Regions from separate parts of the Homo sapiens genome. Here region 1 is linked to region 2. Evidence: chromatin contacts called from ENCODE Hi-C data. All regions are on one chromosome and are shown on one strand. Each heading gives the region's core, a stretch centred on a gene start or an enhancer-like site at or near the end of the contact. The rest is flanking DNA. Distances are from core to core; before and after follow the strand shown. Region 1 holds the start of HDAC9 (histone deacetylase 9). Region 2 holds the start of AHR (aryl hydrocarbon receptor).

What was found. A loop is a pair of places that touch in the nucleus more often than their neighbours do. Pooled maps may share reads with other maps.
Region 1: a loop to region 2 is called in a pooled map, with 23 times the contacts of the local background. The contact joins the promoter of HDAC9 here to the promoter of AHR in region 2. A Hi-C loop is called at or near these places in 5 of 37 single-sample maps with no recorded cell type and 5 of 50 pooled maps.

What each region holds. Positions count from the first base shown.
Region 1 is chr7:18,494,211-18,497,187 of GRCh38, forward strand. HDAC9 (histone deacetylase 9) reads left to right here and starts at 1,539. Exons shown (of 26, transcript NM_178425.4): 1 at 1,539-1,813; 2 at 2,052-2,114. The coding sequence starts at 2,093. RefSeq lists an enhancer at 1,268-1,317.
Region 2 is chr7:17,297,314-17,300,253 of GRCh38, forward strand. It overlaps AHR (aryl hydrocarbon receptor), which reads left to right and starts at 1,339. Exons shown (of 11, transcript NM_001621.5): 1 at 1,339-2,016. The coding sequence starts at 1,952. It overlaps LOC101927609 (a long non-coding RNA gene), which reads right to left and starts at 2,007. Exons shown (of 12, transcript XR_007060234.1): 1 at 1,747-2,007. RefSeq lists silencers at 1,614-1,763, 1,814-1,923, 1,964-2,013.

The sequences.
Region 1 (2,977 bases), core at 289-2,788, 1.2 Mb after region 2:
ACAATTTTTCAAGAAGTAGAGTATTCAGTAGAAATTAATCTGTGAAAGAAGAGGAATTCAGCAGTGGCCTATTTGATGAATGATTTAACGTGCTTATTTCTTCCCTTTCATCAAAACTCTGTGTCCCCTTGTTTGCCCCCTCTGACTTCATACTCTGGAGTTGACCAAGATCCCTCTTCCATCGGATTGTTCTGGGAATTTTGAAATAATCTGCTTTTTCCTCTCTTTCCCCTGTTGCTTCTGATGCCTTAGAATTACATTTTCCTCGCTGATTTAGTTTAGAAAAGAGAAAAGAGCTTCCATGACTAGTAGATTATCACTTTTGGGTTTGCTCTTGGAAGTGACAAGATGCTAGGATCCCTCTTTGGAATGTAAAATTTATCTCTTATATAGAAAGGATATAAATGTAGCACCAGAGACTATAAAACTCTGATACTATCTACTGTACTGTATAGCTGAACGCCACAATGTGTCTGGTAATCTATTGACTATCATAAATGCTATTTCTACAGAAAAGTTAGGAGGTCCATATTTCGGGCAACCAATGTATAGCTGAATGCAGAACAGTCATAGTTGGGTACTAACCATATATATGATTTATCCATCAACAGGTGCATATGCTCAGAAATTCTGTATCCATAAGAAATCAGACTACTTTCTTTTCCTTTTGCAAGTAAATTGAATTTAGCCTGAGAGGCTGAGGGGAAATTTTCACATATAAGCCACGGTTTTGTGTTTTGTGTTTTGTTTTGTTTATAGATATAGTACTAACTGGATGGATGCGATAAAATTCATAGGTGGTACTAAGATACAATAGGATTTGTGAAATGGACAATTGTCTTGCATAAATAGCAAGTAAAAAATCAAGCCTGTCCTTCATAAAAATTTTATTCTGGGGTGTGCTTGTTTTCCAAAAGTACCTCTGCTAAATCTCCTGTTAGTCCTGAAACTAGAAGGCAGAAAAGCTTCTAGTGCTACAGCCAACTGCAGTGTAGCCTGAGAAACAGGCAACAAAAATAGAACACCAGGATTGCTGTGCGTGGGTGAGGCAGAAACCACATTATGAGCAAAAGCTTCCAGTATTATTTTAGAACCAATACAGAGCTCTGTACTTCTCTCCTCTCTCTTCCAAAAACACATACTACAAAAATAAAATGAAATGAAATGTATGTGCATTTGCCCTCTTAGAATTATGATTCTTAATTTTTTTTCTTGCCTTCCTTTCTTTGGAAGCGAATCGCCAGTATGGAAACACAGTGTGTAAAGCAAGCTTCGAGAGAGGAAAGAGTTAATTGGTTTTAAGGCCCTGCGATAGAGAATTATGGTTGGAAAGATAGAGGCTGGACAGCTGGGTTTGCTGGGGTATTTTTAAATGCATTAATGCAGGCTCCAATCACTCGGCCATGCTTGACCTATTTTTGGCTCAGGCCGACCATTGTTCTATTTCTGTGCCTGTGGGCCATGCTGTTGTTGATTCATATGCAAATGGATTATCACTCGCTTTAGCCAACTTGAGCTGAGAGAGACTGAGAAAGGGGGAAGAGAGGCACAGACACAGATAGGAGAAGGGCACCGGCTGGAGCCACTTGCAGGACTGAGGGTTTTTGCAACAAAACCCTAGCAGCCTGAAGAACTCTAAGCCAGGTTTAATTGGTTTCTTTTTCTCGTGGGTAGACTTAATAATTTTCTACGTATTCTGACAAAGAAATAACCCCGAAGCACGTTCCTATTTCCCACCTGCTTGTAGTTTCCGGGATAACCTAAACTCCAGAGAGCTATAGCATCCACTCTGTCCTTTCTGCTTTGCACACAGGTTGGTAACATGGGAAAAGTGTCCAGGTCTTTTTAAAAGTGGATGCCCATTTGAGCAGAAAGGAAATCATTGTCGAAGTTGATCCTCTGCTGCTTCTCCTCAGGGAGGAGGGAGAACCAGCGAGGGTAGCTCCTGGGGCCGGTGCACTGAGCAGTGATGAATGTTTCATGTAGCTGAAGTAAGAGTGACTGGAATATGCTGCAGACAATTTACGAGAGTGACTCCTGTTTTTCCTCAGATGGGGTGGCTGGACGAGAGCAGCTCTTGGCTCAGCAAAGAATGCACAGTATGATCAGCTCAGGTAAGATCCTCTTTCATAACTGAGACGTTTTAGGTTTGAAAGGGGGCTGGCTTGGGAAATGCAGCTAAGAAAAGCACCTCTCTTAAGGAAATTGCTGCTTTTTCGTGTTGATGTTGCTATTTTCTTGGTGCGTCTGTAGGGTTTAACTTAGATCCCTTCCATTACTGTTTCTGTGCATATTCAGTCTGCTTAGGGACAGCAGCTTCTGAATGAAATTGCAAACTATTGCTTCTGATGAAAGATGAGACTGAGATAAGTAAAATGTAGTTGGGGGTGTTTTGCCTTTACTATGCAACTAGAAAAAGGAGCTGTGTACTGATTGTAAGCCTATTCTAATAGGACTTTAAAAATCAGGTAAGTTCATATTGGGGCTTCAGTTTAAACTGCAGCCCCGCTAGCCTGACGATTTTATATTTACTCTGTGCCTACAGAAGCACATCTATTTATAGACCTACCTTCTAAAATGTGTTTGCCACAGAGTTATAAAGGTAGTTTTCTTTTTTCCATTATGTGGCTTTTTCTCATCAGCCCCAAATGAAACTGTTTAGGATGAAATAAAATTGTTATTAGCAGATGCTTATTTTAATTTTCTTCAAAAACATGTGGGAAGTCTAGCATTGTCAGGCAGATGTGATGGCATAACACACATGTAAATGTGTTAAAAGCAGGTGCAGCGTTTTAAAGGATAATAGGAACAGATTCTAATTTCTAGTTTCTCAAGGAGATGAGCTGGTGGGAGATTGAGCTTGTCAGCCTTGTCAATTTATACTTACTAAATGAACATACTCTCCAGGCAGTATCACTTAACGTGTAATTATTGCCTTTCATATTTATTTCCTATGGCTATTTCCTAAAGCTTTGGG
Region 2 (2,940 bases), core at 89-2,588:
CTTTCACTTTATGCTCTTCTAAAATTAAAACAAAGATCATCGACCACAAAACACAATTGTTCTTTTGTAGCTCATGCTAGAATACCCTCTTTGTTACATCTCCTTCATTTTTCTGATCCAAAATTTAGTAGCCTACTATATCTCACCCACTGTCCTTCTTTCCTCCAGCTATGGTAGAGAACTGCTCCTCCAACTTTATGTACATTTGAATCACCTGGGAGTTCCTGTGAACTTCGGGTTCTGATTTAATAAGGACACCCAAAGAGTCTGCATTTCCTGTAACTCTCAAAAGAAGCTGTGGAGTACTCTGAATAGCAAAGCACTGTAAGTGCTGTTTCTGTTAGTATCTAATCTATTAGTCCTAATCTCCCATTTATGCTTTGGCACTCATTCCCTCCTGCTTTCGGTATCTTAATATCTATCATTCCTTCACTCTTCCCTCAGGTTCCCTACATAGTTTATCTCTACCCCCTCTAAGCCGCTCAGTATCGCCCATTAAAGAACTAAACCAAAACTAGAAAACCCTCATTTAACCCTTCACTCCCCCTACATACAATCTGATGTGTCTCTCATCCACAGCTAAACTTGGAAGAAAAATTGCCTGCTTGAGGATGCCATTTTGTTATCTTCAGCTCAATCCTGTACCCACTTCAATGTTATTTGCAGGCCCATTACCCCAACACTGCATTCACGAAAGTCATCAGTGACTACACATTGAGAAAACAAGAATGACATTTTCAGTTCTCAACTAATTTGAATTTCTCAACAGTATTCAATATTGTTAATTACTCCCAATATTTTTCCACATGGTCCTCCATGACACAATACATAATAGTCCCCTTATTATCTATATTCCTGTCTATTGTAAAGACTTCCCCCGCACACCAAAAAAGGTCAAGGAAACTCCTAGCCTTCAAGTCTCAACTCAAATCTGGCCTTCTGAAGCCTTCCCAACTAGGAAAATATACAGTCCCATTGGTTGTCTACCAGTTGTCTACCAGTTAATTGTAATTCTTAGCCACAAGTTAGCTGACCCACCGTCTCTCAAACAGGTGAAGTTAAGCTCAATATTTGGCATATCTTGATATACTTTGTACAGTCTAGCTACAATAAGTTTGCCTATGCACGAAGATGGCTACCGGCGGGGGGGGGCGTCCTTACGTCCTACGTCATCACGTGCCGGGATGAGGGTGGGGCCCTCAAGGAAGACGGAATGGAATCCAGATGGGCGGGGGCAAGCAGGACGGGGCGGGGCTACGCGGGATCTGGGCGGGGCGGGGCCGGTGAGGGGTCGGGGGTGCTCCTGCTATTCAGCCGGTGCGCGCGGCGGCGGGAGGCAGTGGCTGGGGAGTCCCGTCGACGCTCTGTTCCGAGAGCGTGCCCCGGACCGCCAGCTCAGAACAGGGGCAGCCGTGTAGCCGAACGGAAGCTGGGAGCAGCCGGGACTGGTGGCCCGCGCCCGAGCTCCGCAGGCGGGAAGCACCCTGGATTTAGGAAGTCCCGGGAGCAGCGCGGCGGCACCTCCCTCACCCAAGGGGCCGCGGCGACGGTCACGGGGCGCGGCGCCACCGTGAGCGACCCAGGCCAGGATTCTAAATAGACGGCCCAGGCTCCTCCTCCGCCCGGGCCGCCTCACCTGCGGGCATTGCCGCGCCGCCTCCGCCGGTGTAGACGGCACCTGCGCCGCCTTGCTCGCGGGTCTCCGCCCCTCGCCCACCCTCACTGCGCCAGGCCCAGGCAGCTCACCTGTACTGGCGCGGGCTGCGGAAGCCTGCGTGAGCCGAGGCGTTGAGGCGCGGCGCCCACGCCACTGTCCCGAGAGGACGCAGGTGGAGCGGGCGCGGCTTCGCGGAACCCGGCGCCGGCCGCCGCAGTGGTCCCAGCCTACACCGGGTTCCGGGGACCCGGCCGCCAGTGCCCGGGGAGTAGCCGCCGCCGTCGGCTGGGCACCATGAACAGCAGCAGCGCCAACATCACCTACGCCAGTCGCAAGCGGCGGAAGCCGGTGCAGAAAACGTGAGTGTCCCGAGCGCGTCCTCATCGCGGGGGCTGGGCGCTCAGGCACGCGGGTGCGGGAGGCAGCCCCACCCCGCCCCCAAATCCCTGCGATCCTGGGATTAGGTCCATTCCCGGCACTGCCCGTGGAATCGAGGTTTGGAGGCCGGCTGGGAGACAGAGGACTTGGATTCTCCCGTTTTCAATGATTGCATTTTAAAAATTGTCCTCCCACCCATCCTCTTCCCCCGCACCAGTGCATACACACCCTCTCACATTTGCAACTTTGTTCTTTCTGATTTGGTCCTGATTTGTTGACAGCTCTGATCTGCCTTGGGCTAATGGATTAGTTAGTATAAACCTGTCTTGAAATCTCCTTCCACTTTTCATATCCGCATGGGTTAGGTTAGAGGACGGTCTTAATTCTCATTCTTCGTAGAGTTTGGTAAGGCGAGATGTTTTAAAGAGCTAAACACATGCTGACTTTTACGAAGGGGCTGAGTGCCTCTAAAGGTACTTTTTGGTCCCCACCAACTGGCTTTGTGTTGCGCTCATATTTACTTATTTGGCAGCAATTTTGTAGCGCTCATCGTGACCATATCGGTAAAGTGGATAGAAGTGGTAGCAGGTGGGAGTGGATGCAACGGACAGGATACGGTGGAGGATTTGTATTCTTCAGACATCTTTTTCGGAAGCTTGCTTATCACTTTTGGGGTGGCTTTAGGGTCTGTAAAATAAAAGATTTAGAACTGCATTTGAGAGAGGTTTTCATTCTTAACATCTACCTCTAATTCTTTTCCCCTTCAAAGTTTTCTTCTAGTTGAGTGAGTACAAACTTGCTTTTGTCGTTGTCGGTTGATTTTGGTGGAATATTTGTGTGAGATGGCCAATTTTTTGTGTGTGTCAGAAAAAACTATCCGTGCTCAAAACATTTCCTGTTGTGAG